2 separate regions of the Homo sapiens genome follow, and region 1 is linked to region 2. Evidence: read pairs that join two places in POLR2A ChIA-PET (ENCODE). Cell type or tissue: OCI-LY7. All regions are shown on one strand.

The links. Peaks named below come from ENCODE experiments on the same cell type or tissue, not always from the same donor. Only the 100,000 strongest peaks of a DNase experiment are listed, where the experiment ranks them.
Region 1: POLR2A ChIA-PET joins it to region 2 with 5 read pairs; 1 of 35 experiments calls an interaction of 5 or more read pairs at or near these places.

What each region holds. Positions count from the first base shown.
Region 1 is chr9:68,670,205-68,675,204 of GRCh38, forward strand. No RefSeq gene overlaps it. Among named protein-coding and RNA genes, the nearest start is that of PIP5K1B, 33 kb to the right of the region's middle. In OCI-LY7, no CTCF peak of the experiment used is centred here; a DNase peak (open chromatin) is centred at 2,187.
Region 2 is chr9:68,575,435-68,580,434 of GRCh38, forward strand. The region is part of intron 2 of TMEM252-DT (TMEM252 divergent transcript); the gene reads left to right. Among named protein-coding and RNA genes, the nearest start is that of LINC01506, 31 kb to the left of the region's middle. In OCI-LY7, no CTCF peak of the experiment used is centred here; DNase peaks (open chromatin) are centred at 2,507 and 3,027; H3K4me3 peaks cover 1,797 bases; H3K27ac peaks cover 3,846 bases.

The DNA.
Region 1 (5,000 bases), 95 kb after region 2:
CGATAGAAAGAAAACTTGACTGAAGATCAAATTATTCATAAAATTCTATTTCTGATATGTACAGGATTCTGTCAATATTCTTATCAACTCTTTAATAAAACTAGAAATTTGTTTTTGACATCTGCAAGGAAAAAAAGAACCCAGATATGCTGATGCCACCAATAACTAAATTAGACAAACACATTTAGTACACATTTGGTAATTCAGTAAAGCTAAGAAATTTTAAGAGAATGTAACTTTTCAGAGTCTATAAAGCAGTGTAACATTAGAATTGCTTTTTTGTTTTGTTTTCTTTTTTCTTTTTTTCTTTGTTTATTTTAAAATTGCTTTTTAACTTAGGTTAACTATAAGGTATAATAACCCTGAATTAGCAAACAAAAGCTTATTGTTATTAATACTGTTTTGTACAAAATATTTTGCAAATAGGCATTATTCACACTGATATTGTTGAAATAAAAAAACAAGAGCAGGGTAAATGTAGATATGGACTTGTTTTCTTTTTAGTACTAAAGCCTACATCGACAATTTAGTTTTAGCCAAGCAATAATTTCTGTAAAAATAATTTAATATTGTAAATATGAAATTGATTGCTTTTCTTGTTTTGGTTTGCATTTATACTCCTTGCCCTTTTTTCTAGTATGTAAGAGCTACGAGCACAATGAGAATACACCTAGGCTTACTTGTACTTAAATAACATTACAATATAAGTGCTTAAGAGAACCCTAGGAGGCCTATGAGAATTTGTTTTCTCAGAAGTGCTTTGCACATCACTCAAGCTAGACAAATACTGTTTTAGAAACACAGAGGAAGGCAACATCAATGTAGCCTGGGTTGTCAGTGTCAAAAGACCATTCTTCATGGGATTCTTGTTTCCATATATCTTGTGAGCGGAGGCATGGACTATCTTTGTTCTTGGCTAACTTTTCAAGGATTTTTGTATAGTAAACACATTGAGAGAGAGAGGTAATGTCTTTCTAGGAAGCATCAAGCATTGGAGTTTAGAGATAGTAAAAGGGAAGCGTGTTTACCATCCATTATAAAACATGAGGCTGTCCTAAGTTCTCTCTATTCCTCTCCTTATAGTGCAGCTTACTGTGTGTGCTGGTGTCACTTGACCCTCTCCACATTACCCCAGGGGCATCAGGACTTGAAGAACTGGCCCAAAAATGCTGCTACTCTGGCTACTACCATTGCTGTGAGTTAAAAACTGTCCTTTGTCTCTGACCCAGGAGTTCTATGCCTTCTACCAGCATCCATGAAACTTGGCTGGCTAAATTGTTAGCTTTCCAGTAGCTATTATGAAATCTCAGGCCCTTTGTGATTATTTTTTTGTTTGTTGGTTTGGGTTTTGTACATATTTATGGGGTACATGTGACATTGTGTCACATGCGTAGAATGTGTACTTCTACTTCAGGATGTTTAGGAGATCCATCACCATAAACTTTACCATTTCTATGTGTTGAGAACATTTCAAGTTCTCACTTCTAGCTACAATACATTGTTGTTAACTGTAGTCACCTTACTCTACAATTGAATATTACTGCTTATTCCTTCTGTATAACTGTATGTTTGTACCCATTAATCAATCTGTCTTCATCTACACATCTAAATCCTTCCCAGTCTCTTGTCACCACCATTTGATTTTCCACCTCCATGAGATCCATATTTTAAGCTCCCACATATAAGTGAGTACATGCAATATTTATTTCTGTGTCTGGCTTATTTAACTTGATATAATGACCTACAGTTCCATCTATGTTGCTGTAAATGACATGATTTCATTCTTTTTTTGGACAAATAGTATTCCATTGCATAAATAAACCACATTTTCTTTATTCATTCATCCACTGATGGATACAAGTTGATTCCATATCTTTGCTATTGTGAATAAACATGGGAGTGCATGTATCCCTTTGGTACACTGATTTCTTTTCCTTTGCATAAATACTCAGTAGTGGGATTGCTGAATCATACGGTAGTTCTATTTTCAGGGTTTTTTTTTTTTTTTTTTTTTGAGAAATCTCTATATGGTTCTCTGTAATGGTTGTACTAATTTACATTCCTATCAACAATGTATGAGAGTTCTTTTTTCCACACACCCTCACCAGCATCTGTTATTTTGGCCCATGGAGGAAGTGGGGTTTGAGGTGTGACCTGGGTATAATTTGGCTAGATGGATGTGCAGTAGTGCGGGAAGAGCAATCCAGCTAGGTGAATGTCACCAAGACTCAGAGACAGGAATGCACTGTGGTCTGTGGTAGAGTGATGAGTAGGTCAGACAGACTAGAATAGAGAGTTTGGGCTGAGAAGTCCCAGTTAGAAATTAGGCCCTAAATTAGAAAATTAATTTGGGGCTAAATTGTCCTGTGCTTAAATATTAGGGTAAATGAAATCCTATATATAATAAAAAACTTTTGAAGGTTTCTAGCTCTCCTTCCCTGAAGTCATTGATTTATTTGCTTATTTATTTATTTACTTAAGTTCCTAAGCAGGGAGATGATATATTGAATATTGAAGTCTGATGTCATAGAAGAGTGAAGTATGGAGTGATAAGAGAACATCAACAAGTTTCTTATCTTGACTCTGCCACTTACTAGCTGTGTGACCTTGGACAAGTTATTTTCTCTGAGGCCAGTGTCCTTATCTGTCATAGGAGGAATAATAGAGTCCTCAGCTTAGTGAGGTGTTGCAAAGGTTATAGATAATATCTCTAAAATGCTTGGTGTATTGCCTAGTACACAGGAAGCCAATAAATGGAGAAGATTTTTCAGCTAGCTATGTGCAGCACAGATTGATGGAGAAGAAGTGAGGGCATGAGTCTCCCCTCTTGTAAAGTAATCACAACTACATGGGGATAAGGTCATGAGGAGTTGGGCTAAGATAGTCAAGGTAGTAAGAAAAACAACCCTAAATATATAAAAAAAAAACTACTAGAACTTGGAAACTAATTGAGCATTATGATAGCTAATGTTTACTGCGTGCCTAGTATGTGCCACAAGCTATTTTAAACACTTCAAAATATTAGCTCAGTTCTAAAAATGCTCTGAGGAGGTACTATTATTGTTGCCATCTCAGAGTCTATCATCTCAAACAGACACTCAACGAGATAGAATAACTTGCCTGAAGTCATATAACTAAGGCCAACAGGAACTCAAACCCAGGCAGCACAGTACCAAAGCCCATGTGCTAATCTACCAGACTATATTGTCTTGCCCCTCAGGAGGAGGTTAGGGAGCAATCGGTGAGGATTCACAGGTCTGGAGACCAAGGAGGGCAGGAGGAGCAGAAGTGTGCTAAGAGAAAATGATGCTGTGTGTCCTGACATGTTGAGTCTGAGCTTCGGGAACATCGAAGTGGATGTGGCCTATAGGGAGTTTGAAGTTGGGGCCTGGAGCTTGCCCGTGTGAGAGGATCTGTTTGAAGACAAAGATGTGAGAGTCACCTACTGCATAGGAGATAGTTGAGTAGTTTATCAGCATCACCCTTTTGAGTGGTCAAAGGTGTGGTGACTCTGGTCAGAGACTGCCTGGCATAGCTGACTAGGAATTGGAGAAGCGATCAGTCTGGCACTTTCCAGACTGGGGTTTCAGCAAGTGTTGTTATTGTTGTTATACCAGGGCATTCTGTCTTTGCAGAAAGACACTCAGGCACCTGCTGCCACCAACAATTATTTCCCAAGATCTGGAAGGCAAAGACATGGGCTTTTCCTTTTAACCTTATCACTGCCCTGTCTGCCATGCTTGACTCTTCTTCATTTCTCTGTGACAGACATCATGATATAATAGAAAAAGTTCCAGAGTTGGAGTTATGCCTGAGTTGAAATCACAGCTCTGTAACTCACCAGCTCAGTCATTTTGTGTAAGTTAATTAAGTCATTTAATCTTAAATGTATTTTTTAAGCTGTCAAATGGGAATAATACTTTTTTCAGAAGGTTGTAGTGAAATAACTACTAAAACCTTTAGTAAATGTTGGTTACTTGCCCCCAACAATTCCATCTTCTTTCCCCTGGGGTGGTTTAAGCATGGCCACAAATTATTTGATCTTTCCTCATTAAGAGTTGGGGGTTATGTTCCCTCCCCTTGAATCTAAGCAGGCTCATGACTACTTCAACCAGCAGAGTAGGGTGGAAGTGTCTTTTTGTGACTTCTGGAGTTAGATCATAAAAAGGTGATGTAGCTTTTGCCTGTTTGTTGAACTGCTTGTTCCTGGAGCCCTGAACCTTCATGTAAGAAGTCTGACCATCCTGAAGCCAGACGCCACAGCTGAGCCCAGCCTTACGACCGTACCCACCAAGGCACCGGGCATATAGTACAGCTGAACTGGACCTTTAAAACCAGCCTGTCTGCCAGCTGAATACCACCAAGTCATCTCCATTGACACTACATGGGACTGAAGGATCACCCAATCAAACCCTGTCCACCAAATGTCTAACCCCAAAAATCATGAGATACAATAAAATGGTTGTTACATTTCCGAGTAGTTGATAACTCAGCAATAGTGAACTAGAACAATCACTTTTATTCCAATCCCTTTAATTCTTCCTCCTCCACCTGCCTGCTTACTGGAAATAGCCAGTCCTGAGTGTATTCTGATTTGAATCCTGTTCTAATATTTCATTGTGCAAAATGTGATTTGAGGGTAATTTCATTTTATCTCCTTGAGCCTCCTTCCTTCCTTCTTTTTTTTCTCCCTTTCCTCCATAAGAATTTTCAGAGTGTTTTCATTGTATCAGATGCTAGATTGGGCATGGTCACTTTCCTCTATGTCAGGGATTAGCAAAATTGTTTAAAAGACCAGAAAGTACATAATTTAGGTGTGCAGACAAGTACCCAAATGTGCCGCTGAAGCATGAAAGCAGCTATAGATGTAAACAAATAGGTGTGGCTATATACTAATAGATGTTCATTCATCCAAATGAGTTTTGTATTCATTTACAAAAATCGGGAGTAGGTTAGATTGGGCACCCAGGCCATAGCTTGCTGACTCCTGCTCTAAGTGC
Region 2 (5,000 bases):
GTCATTTGAATGACTTGGGTTTTCGATCAAAGAGTTTCGAGTCTATAGTTACAATTTACTCACTAATTGGACTTCCACAAATTGCCCTGGGTGAGTTTGTCTGTAAGTATATGTGTTTATACACATGTAATACTTAGTTTGGAAAGTAGGATCAAGTGTTTTTAGATAGTGAGGAAATTAACGCAGAAGACAAGTAACTTGGTTAAGTATTAATTTTCTGGTAGTAGAATCAAGAATGAAAGGATTTTTAATTTTTATGGGTTCATAGCAGGTGTATATGTTTATGGGGTATGAAATACTTGGACACCGGCATGCAATGCATACTCACATCATGGAAAATGAGATACTCATCCACTCAAGCGTTTATCCTCTGTGTTGCAAACAATCCAATGATTCTCTCTCAGTTATTTTAAAATGTACAATTAAACTATTTTGACTATAAAATACTAGGTATTATTCATTCTTTCACACTATTTTTTGTACCCGTTGTGCTATAAAATACTAGGTATTATTCATTCTCTCAAACTACTTTGTGTAACCATTAACCATTACCACCTCCTCCTGACCCCACACTACCAGGAAGGACAGGATTTTTCATAAGGCGATTTTGGAGTTTCAGAAGTCAGAGTTCACAGTAGGTATTGGAGAAGCTACACAGCCATAAACAGTCTTCTAAGGAAAATGGCAAAATGCATACTCTGAATTAAGCTTTAAAAAAATCAGATAGGGCCAGGCACAGTGGCTCGTGCCTGTAATCCTAGCGCTTTGGGAGGCCGAGGCAGGCAGATCACTTGAAGTAAGGAGTTCAAAACTACCCTGGCCAACATGGTGAAACCCCATCTGTACTAAAAATATTTTTTAAAAAATTAGCCAGGTGTGGTGGCAGGTGCCTGTAATCCCAGCTACTTGGGAGGCTGAGGCAGGAGAATTGCTTGAACCTGGGAGGCAGAGGTTGCAGTGAGCCAAGATCATGCCACTGCACTCCAGCCTGGGTGACAAAGCAAGACTCTGTCTCAAAAAAAAAAAAAAAAAAAAATCAGATAGTTATTTAAAAAGTTGCAAATGTTTGGTGTCATGTGAGATGCCTATTGAGGGATGTGCGGGTGGCATCCCTGCCTGAGATCCTCTTCTTTAAGAGCCATGCATATGTACTGGGATCATTTAAAGGAGAAAATCTTCTATTTTTTAAGAGTGTCAGAAGTGAAGATTTCACACCTGCCAACAGAAGGTGCCGTCAAAAAAAGACAGTGGAGATGGAGCTGCTCCTAATGGAAGACTGTCAGACAATGAAACTCACCTCCCATTTCCCGTAGACCTCTGTCTTTGCTAGACAATGGAGGTTGCCAGTTGGTCAATCAAGTAAGCAACCCCTTGCTACTAAGTCAACCAGTCAGTGTTCTATTCCTGCAGGCAAGAGACATCCTGGGTAAAATGCCCATAGCTAGTAACTCATAGGCATTCAATATCTGATTATTTAATTAATACTGCTTTTAGAAATTTAAAAATAATAACTGCGAATGCCAACAGCTTTCGGGCTCTGCAGCAAACCAGTGGAGGCATTTGGGACTTTCTTTTTCAACTGTTCTCATTGGGGCTGAGACTATCATCAAGAAGTACCAAATAAACATATTTTCAAAAATCGATGTTATTTTTAGATTCTTTGGATCCTTGTTTTTGGCATTAGCAGCAGGAAGAAACCTTGTGTTTTGAAACGTTTCTTTTCTAATTGTGCTGTTACACACACAGTTGGACAAAATGTCTGGTTTCCTTTGAGAGAGAACCATCAGCATAAACAAAGATGGTAAAACAGCTTCTTTCTTTTTTGTCATTATTCCTGTTCACTGAAGAGAAAGGATGGTCTACCTCAGAGGTTACACACTGGTGGCCTGTGGTTAGCATTTAGACTGGAGATGTATTTTGTTTGACCAGCACACTGTTAAAGCAAGCAAACAAACAAACAAATGCAATTTAAAAAAGGCAAACAAACCCTGATGTTGAATGCCTTTACAGGAGGTCTGATAGTCATCAGGCTTTTGCAATTTCTGTTTCTTGTATGACTCTTGTAGGTATTTTATTATGCAGCCCTGGGTCTGCGGAGAACAATGTATGCACAGCCAATTGTTTTTCTCTCATAAAGAAGAATACTGATTGAGTGGTGGTAGAGGGTGGTTAAGGGAGTCAGCAGAAACCTGCAGGTAATCTACCTAAAATCGTGACTCCTCCCCCACCGAGTTTCCACCTGCAACTATATTCTTTCTGTAGAAGACTTTGGCTAGACAGGGGTTGGAGTCCACTTTACAGGACAGGCTACTCCCAGGGAGGAGGAGCTGTCACAGGATGGGTCTGTTGTAAGGACATTAATTAGACCATGGTGCTAGGGGATGATGGACGGGGAGGAGCGAAGCTCTGAGCCCACTCCAAGGAAGTTTCTCTTTGGGTCCTTTGATCCTTTGGTTGGTGCAATGAGGTGAGTCTGCACAGGGCCTCTAAAGGGCTCGTTGCTGCAGGCTTCACCAAGCAGGCTTTGTTGGCAACAGGAAATATTCCCCAAGGTCAGAGGCGGTGACTTCATCCACATTTAGAAATCAGAAGGTGAGAATTGACTCAAATGCTTGCGGCTTTCCTACTCAGTTCAATATTTTGGAATATGTACAAAATTTCTTTCTAGAAAGTTCCTCAAACTTTTAGCACACAGAATGGCTCTAATTCGCTACTAATCCATCCTTTTTACCACAGATGTTTACACTCATTTTCTTAGGACCAGAGATTCCATCACATGTTTTTAATCCCCTGCCCCTGACCCCATAACACTCTCCCCAAACGCAGAGCAAGGCAAACCATAGGGCCTAATAAGTGGTTAATGGGTTGAGTTCATTTTCAGTTCCTTTTATTTCACACTTATAGGTTGGGCTATAAAAAGGTCAAACTTCCCTTGGTGATAGCATATTACTACTAGTGGTTGAAGCTCAGAAATAATAATAGTCTGGATTAACTGTACATTTTCAAACCATAGAAACCAGCTCAAGTTTGTGGTCAGGGCTTCTATTTATGCTTCCTTTAAAGAGTGTGACAAGGGTTAGATGAGTTCTGGTCTTAATCCTTTTAATTCAATGTGCACCTGTCCACTGCAAGGACACATGAAGCATACAGACCTTCTGGATTCAAATATGGCAGAAAGGAAATGGCCCGGGCTCCCTTCTGGAACATCACACACTGCAGCATCTCAGCCTTCCAGAGTGCCTTTATTCCATTCTCAACCCTGGGCCCATAGTTGAGAATCAGAATGTACTACTTTTTGTTTCCTTGTTTGTTTTTAAGACTTCAAAACACACAAGATTTTCATAACAATGTCTGTATACCAGGATATTATTTTAGGGTATAATTTCTGTAATAATGTTTGCCAATAGTTGATTGTCTAGACTGGATAAATGGAGTGATATGCGATCATCCCTTGTATTCACATATATTTCTACTACATTACCATCTATGTTGAAGGTCCTTTAACAGAGACATAAGAAAGAAAAGTATTGACTGGGCACGGTGGCTCATACCTGTAATCCCAGCAATTTGGGAGGCCGAGGCAGGTGGATTACCTGAGGTCAGGAGTTTGAGACCAGCCTGACCAACATGGTGAAACTCCATCTCTACTAAAAATACAAAAAAAAAAAATAGCGAAGCGTGGTGGTGGGTGCCTGTAATCCCAGCTACTAGGGAGGCTAACGCAGGAGAATCGCTTGAATCCAGGAGGTGGAGGTTGCGGTGAGCTGAGATTGCACCACTGTACTCTAGCCTGGGCGACAGAGTGAGACTCTATCTCAAAAAAAAAAAAGGATTATTTGAACATTATCACTTCATGTAGGCAAACTTACAAAATTTCTACCAAATAGTCCTACATATTTGAATTAAACACTCTGAATGAAGGTGATTCTGTTTTTAATGTTTACTCCTTCCCCTGGGCCAGTAGGTGATGAGTATCTCTCTGTTCATGAGTGACTGGGGACAGAGCTATCACGTTATTCTGAGTTTTTGAATTTTCATTTATATGTCCATGCCTTCTCTTCGTCATCATGCAGGAGATTTACTGACATAAAAATTATTTTGTAGACTCTTTATTACTGCTGCCGATGTGCCTGCTCCTCACAGAGATATCTAACATTGATCTCTTCTTCCTGCCTCTTCCATGATCACCTTCTCAAGCTGCCTGAGGACCTCCAGGGTCCTAGTTCCTCTTTGGTCACCTCCTTATTAGTGAGGCCTGGGGTTCTCTCGTCCACTTGCATGCTAGGTTCATGACCTTACTGATGACATTTTTCTCTCTCTCATATTACACTTGTAATGCACTGGGTATTCCATTTCTTTAGAAGTTCTGACTCTGGCAACAGACTCAGTCCTGCTGTCTCAGGCATGAGAGGGTCTATTGCCCTAACCCCAGTGTGATGGTTAGTTTTATGTGTCAACTTGACTAGGCTAAGGGATGCCCAGATAGCTGGTAAACATTATTTCTGGGTTTGTCTGTCATGGTGTTGTTTCTGGAAGAGATTAGCATTTGAATCATAAACTGAGTAGAGAAGACCTACCCTCATCAATGTGGGCAATACCATCTAATCTATCCAGGGCCCAAACAGAACAAAAAGGTGAGAGAAGGGAAAATTCACACTCTTGAAATGTGAAGGTATGATTTACTGAGGAAATGCTTCCTGGAGACAGGGACATTCATCTCCTGCCCTTGGACATCAGAGCTCCAGGTTCTTAAGCCTTCAGCCTCAGAGACTTCTATGAGCAGCCCCTCAGCTTCTCAGGTCTTTGGACTCAGGCCGAATTATACCGCTGGCTGTCCTGGGTCTCTCATTTGCAGATGGCATATCATGGACTTCTCAGCTTTCATAATCACATGAGCCACTTTCCATAACGAATATTTTCTTGCATCTCTTTATTTTGTAATTTTTTATTTTTTGAGACAGGATCCCACTCTGTCACCCAGGCTGGAGTGCAGTGGCACA